Linked DNA regions of Mus musculus: region 2 is linked to region 1. Evidence: chromatin contacts called from ENCODE POLR2A ChIA-PET data. All regions are on one chromosome and are shown on one strand. Each heading gives the region's core, a stretch centred on a gene start or an enhancer-like site at or near the end of the contact. The rest is flanking DNA. Distances are from core to core; before and after follow the strand shown. Region 1 holds the start of Atpaf1 (ATP synthase mitochondrial F1 complex assembly factor 1). Region 2 holds the start of Nsun4 (NOL1/NOP2/Sun domain family, member 4).

What was found. ChIA-PET counts read pairs that join two places held with the same protein, here RNA polymerase II (POLR2A).
Region 2: POLR2A ChIA-PET joins it to region 1 with 19 read pairs in embryonic stem cell. The contact joins the promoter of Nsun4 here to the promoter of Atpaf1 in region 1. POLR2A ChIA-PET finds 5 or more read pairs at or near these places in 3 of 5 experiments (Patski and embryonic stem cell).

What each region holds. Positions count from the first base shown.
Region 1 is chr4:115,781,831-115,787,319 of GRCm38, reverse strand. It overlaps Atpaf1 (ATP synthase mitochondrial F1 complex assembly factor 1), which reads right to left and starts at 2,314. Exons shown (of 9, transcript NM_001369233.1): 1 at 2,016-2,314. The coding sequence starts at 2,269. It also overlaps a transcript of Tex38 not described here.
Region 2 is chr4:116,050,841-116,056,329 of GRCm38, reverse strand. Nsun4 (NOL1/NOP2/Sun domain family, member 4) reads left to right here and starts at 2,519. Exons shown (of 6, transcript NM_028142.5): 1 at 2,519-2,646. The coding sequence starts at 2,554.

The DNA of each region.
Region 1 (5,489 bases), core at 1,065-3,564:
TGCGCAGGAGAGCTCTTGCTGTGCTCTAGGCACATAGAAAATAGCTAACACACTGTCCCTACTTGAAGAAACTTACTACCTAGTTGTATAGACAGATACATAAATATGTACAAACGCACTGCTGATAATTATAACCGTAACAAAATTTTGCTCAAACATCCTTAAATGACTGAGGTGGTTTCATGACTGTACTTTTGACTGTGTTATTATTTCCCATATTTGGAACACATTCCTCCAATGATTTAAGAGCTAGACCTAGACCATAGTATTTGCAGTTTAGGTATTAGATTGGTCTAGAGAGTGGCAGAGAACTAGCATGTGAAGGTTTTACATCAAGCGCTAAGCAGTTTGGACACTGAAGAATTCAATGGGGCACCTTGGGAAACTCACTTTCTGAAATATTAGTATGTATAAATGTTGATGGGAATGACCCAAGGAAGGAAAGAGACCATTATTGGCCCCTGAGTAAGTCTGAATAGACCCACTAAGTACTCAGTGAGATGAGACACCTCTTTGGAGACACTTGTGTATTAAAGGGATCAGAGAGAAGTGGGTGGAGAGGACTGCAGGTCAAGTACTATTTTAAAATCAATTTGAGACTATCTAATGTTTGAAGGAGAGCAAAAGTATTCACTCATTTATTCCATCATTGCTTCAAAAAGCTTAGAAGATCACTCTATTCGTGGTAAAGTGACAGACAGGTGGAGGGTTCCAGGGCTAGAAGTGGTAAACCCTAGTGTCTTAGTCAGGGTTTCTATTCCTGCACAAACATCATAGCCAAGATGCAAGCTGGGGAGGAAAGGGTTTATTCAGCTTACACTTCCATACTGCTGTTCATCACCAAATGAAGTCAGGACTGGAACTCAAGCAGATCAGGAAGCAGGAGCTGATGCAGAGGCCATGGAGGGATGCTCCTTACAGGCTTGCTTCCCCTGGTTTGCTCAGCTTGCTCTCTTATAGAACCCAGGACTACCAGCCCAGGGATGGCACCATCCACAATGGGTCCTCCCACCCTTGATCACTAATTGAGAAAATGCTTTACAGCAGGATCTCATGGAGGCATTTCCTCAACTGAAGCTCCTTTCTCTGTGATAACTCCAGCTTGTGTCAAGTTGACACACCAAACCAGCCAGTACACCTAGTTAGAGGATGCTGCTGCCCCGCGTGAAGACGAAGAACTTAAGGGAGTGGAATTAAAATGAGACAAAATGCAGAGAACTTCTAGCCGGTAACGTCTGGCTTCCTTTCAGAAGTGCCTTCCTATAGCACCAAACTCTCAGACCACCATTCCTTACCTTCATCCTTCGTCCTGGAACTAGGCACCCACTCTACCTACCTTAACAGCCATAACCCTACGACACTTTTCCTCCTCAGTGCTGGAGATGGAACTCAAGGCCCAGTGCATAGTAAGCAAGTTCTCTTCTACTAAGCCACACCTCTTTCATCTTCACGGTTTACCTTCTGGAAGCTGACGCCTTAGGAACCCTGGTTACAGTCAGATAAACCTTAACCAACTGTGTGACCTCGGGCAAGACTCTACCTCTCTCCAGATCCCTACATTTCCTTAGTGAGAGGGTTCAATGGGCAATACAAACGTAACATTATCATATCAGTCTTTGCCACAATCCCAGTCTCCTTGTCCAGGCAGTCAGGGCCCTAAGCTGGGAGAGCCTGTGAACTTGATCTCTCAGGCAGGTATCTGCTGACTCAACATGTGACCTTGAGCAAATCAAATGCCTTCGCTGAAGGTCTTCATTTTCATCTTCCTAAGTAGGGGACAACTTTCTCTGAGCTGTCTTCTTCATAGGGCTTTAAAGAGTGTTTTGACGACTGTGGAAAGACCCAAAGAGTCTGCAGAGATGTGACTTTAGGCAAGTGGCCTGGCCTCTCTGAACTTGGAAACAAACTATTGGTATAGCAGGGCCAGGGCAAGCCCACCGTCCCGGAGAGTAGTGCATGCCGGAAGCTCTGCCCGCCGGTCGTGAGTCCCCACCCCCACCCGACCAGGACCGCACCTGCGCAGCTGCTGGATCTTGTCCCGGTAGCGGTCGTAGAAGGGGTTCGCTTCCAGCTCGCTGACCCCACTGCCGTCTGCTCCCTCGGGGGGCAGGCCCGAGCCCCGGCGCACCGGGAACACGCGCAACTGTGCCGGTGACACGAACCCCAGCCCCAGGGCGCGGCTGCGCACTGCACACAGGCCTCGGTAGAGACCCGCCACCTGCAGGACTGCGGGGCACGCTCCACCCGCAGCGGACACTACCGCCGCCATGGCCGCCTGCGACTCCCCCTCCTCCTCCTCGGGCGCGTCAGCCTCGGCCCCCGGCCCGCGCGCCTGCTCCATCTCCCGCAAGGTCCGCGAGGCCCGCGTTCCGCCACCGAGGTTCCGCGCGCTCAAGGTTCCGGGTGCTGGAGTGGAGAAGGGACAACGACGCTTCGGGCTGGCAGCTCCCGGTTCTGCCCACCCGCTCTAGGGGTGTCGTGGCGCGTCTCCTCCCGGGAGTCTGCCAGGATTCACCCCACCCCCTACCCCCGACCAGCAGCCTCTGCGCGCCAGGCTTCTGGAAAGCTGGCTTGCATCTTCGGGTTCTCACAGGGCTTGCCCCTTTTCTAAATTTACTTGGCACTAGCTGTAACAGTTTCTTTAGCTGCAAAGGATGTCTGAACATCATAGCTGAAGCTTCTCTTTATCAGTGTCTATTTGCAGAAGGTTCCATTGGCCTCATACCCTATGAAGTAGATATTAACCTCATTTTACAGATGGAGAAGCTAAACAGGCTGTGAACCATTAAAGTAGTAAGTTCCACCTAAAAGCTAAGCTTTTTAAAAACGCAATGCCTCTGAAGTCTGGGTTCCTTCCTGGCATTTAATTGAACTACTTTCCTCAGAGACATAAGGAATTATCCTGGACAAGTCTTTATTTGGGCTCTCCCCTTCTCAACCAAAATGTCACCATCTTCATTTGCTGAACCAAACTTGAGCTTAGGAACAATGGTATCTCACCTGCTACCATCCAAAGCAGACCTTATGTGAGGGCAGTCACATGGAAGTCCTTATCTGGACCTTAGTTGATAGGAACCTCTCCCGAGGCAGGAACAGGGACTCCAAACTCTGTTCAATACAGCCTGCGCTCAGACATCAGACTCTCGATGCTGGGACAGTGCATTGGGAGATATGGAAGTCTGACTTTGCTGGCCTGTACCTGGCTCAGAATTTTTCCACGTGCTGTTTCCTCTGCTCAAACAGGCATGCATTGCCTCCTCCTCATCTGGAACTCAGTTCTCTCAGCGCCTCAAAGAGACCTCTAGAGAAACCTCCCCATCCTTTAAAAAAAAAAATTGTGTTCAAGTGTGGTGAAGCACATGTGGAAATCAGAAGACAATTTTGTGAAATAGGCTCTCTCCTTCTTTTCCAGTTTCCAACTCCTTTCCAGCTGATCTAATTCAGCTCTCCAGGCTCACAGGGCAAGTGCTTTTAAGCTGCTGAGCCATCTCTCCCCCATTCCTCCTTATAGTCTATCTTTACTCTTCCCCCACCCAGAGCTGAGGACTGAACCCAGGGCCTTGTGTAAGCACTCTACTAAGCTAAATCCCCAACCCTTTCCAGTCTTTTTTTTTTTTTTTTTTTTGGTTTTTCGAGACAGGGTTTCTCTGTATAGCCCTGGCTATCCTGGAACTCACTCGGTAGACCAGGCTGGCCTCGAACTCAGAAATCCACCTGCCTCTGCCTCCCAAGTGCTGGGATTAAAGGTGTGCGCCACCACGCCGGGCCCCAGTCTACTTCTTACAGAAGATATAACTATCCAAAACTTTAGACCTCTGGTGGTCTGAGGTAGGAATGCCTCCCACAGACTCAGGTATTTGAATTCTTGCTCCCTGTTGGGGAGGGTGTGAACCTTCAGGAGGTGGAGGCTTGCGGGAGGAAGTATATCAATGGGTAGGCTTGAGAGTTGTAGGCTTCCCCACTTCCAGGCACTGCTTTTTGCTTCCTGCATATGGATAAGGATGTGATCTCCCAGCTTCGTACCCCAGCCACCTGCTGTCATGTCTCCTTTGTCATTATGGATCCCCTCCCCCCTTCTAGACCCATAAGACAGACAAACAAAAATACCACCACCACCAACAAAACAAAACAAAAACGAAACAAAAAAACAAACAAAACAAGGCCTCCGTCTATAAATTGCTTCACAAAAAATTGCTATTTTTATCACAGCAACAGCAATGTTTACATAAACCCATAGAATTTATGTAAATACCTTGTTTACAGAAACCCATGGAATTTACATTTTAGTGGAACCAGATAAACACTCGTAAGTAGAAAAGCAAAGGAAGATATGAGAGACACAAATAGGGTATTGCCTGAGCAGATATTTGAATGTAATGAGGGAACGACTTGTATGATACTTGCAGGGACAGACTAGCTAAGGGGAACAGCAAATGTAAGACAGGATTATAGTGTTGAAAATAGCAAAAGCATATCCCCATGGTGGAGGGGACAGAGGTAGAGATGACACAGAGTTGAGTGGCTAAATTGCTCAGGGCTTTGAAGGTCATGGTTAAAAACTGGCTTTTGATCTGGGAAGTCTAAGCAGAGGAGTAACATGGCCTACTCTTCAAAGGATCGTTCTGACTGCGGAACTTGGAGTATGTGGAGCAAATGTGGAAACCTCCAAGGGTGAGTAATTTGTCCCACCTCAAAGCCCAAGGTCAAGTATAACTTGATAGATAGGCAAGGAAGGATGCCAGCCAAACTGTTGGGTATGTGAATCTGAAGTTCTGAGGTATGTTCCAGGCTGGAGGTTACAGTTGTGAGTCATCAGTGCATTTGTGTTCTTTAATGTTATAAATGTGGGTAAGTTCACTGAGAAGGAAACATAGATAGAATGCTAAAGACTGAGCCCTGGAGCATGCCAAGACTTAGAGACCAGGAGATGGTGGAAAACACCAGCTAAAGAAGAGGAAAAGCAGGGGCAAATAGGGTAGAGCGGAGGGAAAGGCATTCTGGGAAGAACTCTGTAAATAGTGCCTGCTCTGGTTTGAATCTGAAATGTTCTCAATAAGCTCATGTGTTGAACACTTGGTCCCCAGCCAGTGGCACTATTTTGGGAGGCTGTGGAAACTAAAGAGGTTGGGCAGAAGAAGGTCACATGGGGTAAGACTTTGAAGGCTATAGCCCAGACCTTGGTTCTGGTCCTGAGTTCTGCTTGCTGTTTTCTGTGATGTGAATGGCTGTCTTCTACCACGTGTTCTACCACAGCCATGATGGCACGCCCATTCACATGGGACTGAGCAACTATAGAACCCTCTGAAACAGGAGCTAAATCAAACCTTTCCTTTTAACATTGTTTCTGTCTGGTATATGGGTCACAGAGATACAAAAGTAACATAGAGTGTCAGGAGTCACAATAGGAGACTATAAAAAGGAGAAAAACTAAAGGGTAAGATTTCAAGTTATCACTGGTTGGTATGTCTCCCCTAGAGTTGACTGAGACA
Region 2 (5,489 bases), core at 1,270-3,769, 270 kb before region 1:
TTTGTGACTGATTGAGGGGTGACCCTAATGCACTGGAAAATAAACCTCTTGCTTTTGTATCAATCTACATCTCGGTGTCTCACTCAGAGGCATCTTGAAGTAAGTATCACTGACTGAGGGTCAGGGTTTTACACAACTACTCACCATGCCTCTAGGGGCCTTAGCATTTATATACCCTCTGAAAAGTCCCCAGAATTCCAAATGTCACACAATCACATAAATTATCTGCTCCTGGCAAAATCACACCCCTGCTATAGCATGAGGCAAATCATAGCTGCTGTGGACAATATGAAGCAGCCCCATGTCCCACACTTGAGGTTAAAATAAGAATATATTCCCATATTTCTGGGTTTTTCAAAGAAACCAAAATTCTCACTACATTCCTCTGATTACATTAACAGCAAAAAACAAACAAACAAACAAACAAACAAAAACAACAAAAATTGAGACAGTTTTCACTATATATCCCTAGCTGACCTTCAACTCGCTGCAGAACAGGCTGGTCTCTAACTCAAAGAGATCCACCTGACTCAGACTCCAGGAGCTCACGGATTAAAGATATGAACCTTTGTCTGCAAAGGAAATAGGAACTCCACAGGAAGATCAACAGAGTCAACTAACCTGGACCCTTGGGACTTTCAGAGACTGAACCACCAACCAAAGAACATACACGAGCTGGACCTAGGCCTCCCCGCACATATGTAGAAGATGTGCAGCTCTGTCTTCATGTGGGTCCCAAATAACTGGAGCAGAGACTATCCCAAAAGCTATTGCCTGTCTGTGGGATATGTTCTTCCAGCTGGGCTGCCTTGTCTGGCCTCAATGGGAGAGGATACGTTTTGCCAAGCAGACCTGATGTGCCATGGTGGGGAGATAGCTGGGGGGGGACCTCCACCCTCTAGGAGGAGAAGAGGGAATGGGGGAGGCATTGTGGGAGGGGAGTTGGTAAAGGGGTAGTGATTGGGATGTAAAGTGAATAAATAAATCAAGAAACAAAACAAAAGGGGCTGGTGAGATGGCTGAGCGGTTAAGAGCACTGACTGCTCTTCCAAAGGTCCTGAGTTCAAATCCCAGCAACCACATGGTGGCTCACAACTATCTGTAATGAGATCTGACTCCCTCTTCTGGAGTGTCTGAAGACAGCTACAGTGTACTTACATATAATAATAAATAAATCTTAAAAAAAAAATTCTTAAAAAAAAAAAGAAACAAAAGGACATGTGCCATCGTGGCCTCATTTGGCTCACTAAAATTTTGAAACTCAAATTCTCACTTGTTTAAGTCTTATTTTACTTTTATTGTTTAAGATAATGACAGATAGCCAGTCGGTGGTGGCGCATGCCTTTAATCCCAGCGCTTGGGAGGCAGAGGCAGGCAGATTTCTGAGTTCGAGGCTAGCCTGGTCTATAAAGTGAGTTCCAGGACAGCCAAGGCTATACAGAGAAATCCTGTCTCGAAAAACCAAAAAAAAAAAAAAAAAAAAAAAAAAAAGATAATGACAGATACGTATGTGACTTGGATGATGAGTACAATTTTTGGCAGGTGCTCATTCTATATTTGTATGAGTTACAGTTTGGGCACACCCTTTTAATCCCAGCCCTTGGGAGACGGAAGCAAGCAGGTATAATTTCCAGGCTAGCCTGGTGTACATAGAGAGTTATAGGCCAGCCACGACTATGTAGTGAGATCTTGTCTCAAAAATCAAAAGGAAAAGAAAAGAGTGTGTTATATGTTTGTATATGTTCATGCATATGTGCATATGGTCTATGAATGGCAGCTGCAGGTCAACACCACACGTCTTCAGATGGTCTCATGGAATCTGGAGCTCACTAATTCAAAGACGTTGGCTGCCCCACAACTTCCAGAGATCAGTTTGACATACTTAACATTTTTAAAAAATTACGACTTAGCTGATTATACTATATGGTGGGTGGCAATACATTATAAGAATAAATGTAAGGTTACAGAAAAGCTGTCTGACCTGTAGCTATGAAAACCAAGCTTGGCCTGGAACTCACAGAGATCCGTCTGCTTCTGCCTTCCAAGTGCTGGAATAAAGACATATGCCACTCTGCTCAGCCAAACGATCATTTCTAAAAATAGTGATCACCCCCTTTCTTCTTGGATCCTAAGCGGCGTAGTCAATTTGATAGTCTCAGAAAGAACACAAAATTAGGTACCGAGTCTTGAAAAGAACCGTCTAAAAGGAAGATCTTGAAACTGGCTTCTATGGCTTCCTAGCAATTCCGCTTCTGTCTATAGTCTGCTCTAATTTCGTTCTACCTCGGCAGCTTTCTCCATGCAGGTTGAGCCCAGAAGGCCTTCCCTGCAACTTCCTAGGAGCTCCTTTAGATGCTCTAGCACAGCCACCGCTTCGTGTGCGCCCCGAGGATTCTGGTGGGTGGGGTGTGGAGGTAGGCGGAGCCCTGGGGGCGCCGCAAGCCTAGCCCCGCCCTGTCTGCCGCTGATATTCTAAGCAGCCCTCAATCCTTCCCGGAACCCGCGAGAGCGCAGCTGCAGTTTCAGTCGGAATTATTGGCGTTGTTAGTTGACATGGCTGCGCCCGTCTTAAGATGTGTTCGGAAGCTGCTGAAGCTCGTGGACTTCACGCCGGTCCCGCGGAGATATCGATATAAGAAGAAATGGGTAAGGTCTGACATTAGAGGGAGACTTATCCAGCCCTTGCGTTTCCCGTCACTCACAGTTGCATTCGGGACATGAACTCCAGGGACCGTAACCTTCTTGGAGCTCTTGTCTCACGCCTGCCTGTCCTTTTATTAACCACAAGCCTCTTCCTGTTGCGTAAGCAGCCCCCTGACTCCGCCCCTCTCTGTTAAGTCACGGCCTGAGCTTTCATTCGGTGACGTTACATCGCCTCATGTTACTTTTTCTTGCTTACTTTTATCTTGCCCTTCCCACCCTTCTTTTTCCTTTTCTTTCCTCCCTCTTACCCTTCCCCTCCAGTCCCATGAACTCTTCCCCTCCTTTCCTCCTTAAAATTTCAGCCCCTTCAACTTCACCTCAAGCAGACTGCCCTAACAACTACTCCTTCCCTCCTGAGTCTCCGTCGTCCTGCAGGAAAGGATTCACCCCTGTTCTCACTCTCGAGGTGCCTGTGGCGCCCGGGAAAGACTTCAACGACCACCTTTCCTGTAATGCTGGCCTTTCTCCAAATGCAGGCAACAGATTCACCAACCCCCCTTACTCTAGAGAACCTTTCTCTTGCCTCACCATTTCTTCTCCGTGCTTACCTCGACGGATCCCCACCCCGCCCCCTCCGCCCCCAGTCCTCTCCTCCCCACCCCCACCGGAGAGGTGCCCCTTTGAACCCTTTTCTCCACTCCTAGGAAGGCTGTACAGACAAGAGCCAGCTGGTTCATCCTCTCCTTGTTTTGACCGATTCAGCCTTCAGGGGTCACCCTCTCCTCATCAGCGGAACCTATGTTGCAACTATATTGATTCCCCAGAATCTCAGCGTTCATGCCCTCCAAGTCCGCGTCTTTGTTATGTGACTTCCCCACCTCTCATTCATCAGGCCCCTAGAGCCAGCCCAGTAACTTCCCCTGAACTTACTCATATAACCTTGGAGACAGGCCCGGTGATTTCGACTCCCCTTATGCCAGGGTCCCAGGGAAATTACTCCATCATTTCACCTCTTCTTACCCATCGGCCCCTGAGACCTGGCCTTGCAATTTCACCTCCCCTTGCTCACCGATCTGTGGAAACTAGACCTCTAACCCCTGCATCCATTTCTCACCGAGGGCCCCACTGTCCCTCTAGAAGAAGTTACAATGATCCTCCCCTTTCTTCAGCATCTTCCCCACCCTCTGGCAACCCTTACCACGACAACCCTATGCCTCCAAACTCTTGTGAACCTAAACCACAGCTTGATGTACCTCTTGGGAAAAATGGCTGTGGCCCTCCACTTTCTTCTCAGGCAGGCATGTCTGGCTCTCCCATCTCACCTCAAGAGGGCTGTATTCATTATTCCCATTTATGCCCAGATTCCCAGATATCTGCCCCTAGGAGTCCTTTCTGTGTTATCAACCTACCACCTGAGAGTGCTGGTTCTCCTAGCTCATCCCTGCCTCAGGCTCTCCAGAAGCCCTGTGTAGGGTCCTTTCTGTGGGAGCCTGGGGGGAACTCTTACCTCTTACTAACCCCAGGTACTATAATTTCTGGTCCTTCCTGCACCACAGGACCACCTCTTCCTCAGTGTCCTAATCCTTCCCCGTATTTCCCATCTCCCCTGAACAACCAGTGTGTAGCTCCACCTCAGTCACCCAGAGGTTATAATGAACCCCGCCCTCCTACCTCAGCTCCCCCTCAAATGAAGTCCCCCAAATCCCCTGAATCACGACGCAATCCCTACAAGTGTCGGTCCCTAGACAATACACCCCACCACACTCCTCCTAGCCATTCTAAATCCCATAAGACCAACACCTGTCCTCAGCCTCCCTCCCAGTCCTTTGGCCTCTTTAGTCCATGTATGGAGCCAGCCATCACAACTACTTCAAATTCCTGCCCAAAAGAACCTCCCCCAGAGACCGCTGTCCTCAAAACTGTTGCTCCTACTTCCTGTCCTCATAGCTCGCCTTGTAATCCTGCTTTGCCCAGTAGATATCCTAAGAGTAGTCCCCACGTACCACCTCCAGTTTCCCCCTGCAATACTCATATGTATTCTGTGGTTCCTCCCACCTCCCATTTATCCCCACTCTCTAGTCCCCTAAATCAGTCTATACCTCTCCCTCAGCCTGCGGTTCTCCCTTGTGGCACTTATTCTGCTCCCAGGGGTCCGCCATCCCATATCAAGTCTGTGGCGCCTCCTTGTTCCACCCACATCTATTCTTTTATCCCTTTGAGAACACCCTTTGACCCCCGATGTTTACCTGTTGTCCCTCGAGCTCGGTTTTGCCCCACTACTGTTCCCTGTGGCATTCATACCTATGCTGTGACTTCTCCAGTCCCACTGAACAATCCCTCCCAGATCCCCTACAGCTGTTCTTTGCCTCCATCCAAGACCTCCTCTACCTGTAGCACTTCTGTCAGTTCAACTATTGTTTGTAGTGACTATCAAAGTAGTGACAGCCAGATTAACCACCAAAACAAAAGTCAGAGCCCAAACAAGAACAGCTCCCTTCATAATCAAAGCAAGAGTCCCCTAAGAAGGGGTGCCTTTCAGAGCAGAAGTCGGAGCCGGAGCAGTAGTCCTCTCCAAAGCAGTACTCAGGACCGTAATGAGAGTACCAACATGGGTGTCAAACACCATAAGAGAAGTCGGAAGCAAAGCCAGAGTCCTGCAGATGGTAAAATTGAAAGCCAGAGCAAGAGTCTCCAGCATAGGAAAAGTGTGGGACAGATTAAGAGTCCTCACAGTAAGAAGAAATAATGACCAGAATGCATGTTCTGACCAGAACAAAAACCCAGACGAGGGTAGAAGGTGCATTAACAAGACTGCCATCAGTAGTATCTCAGTTGTTACAATGAGG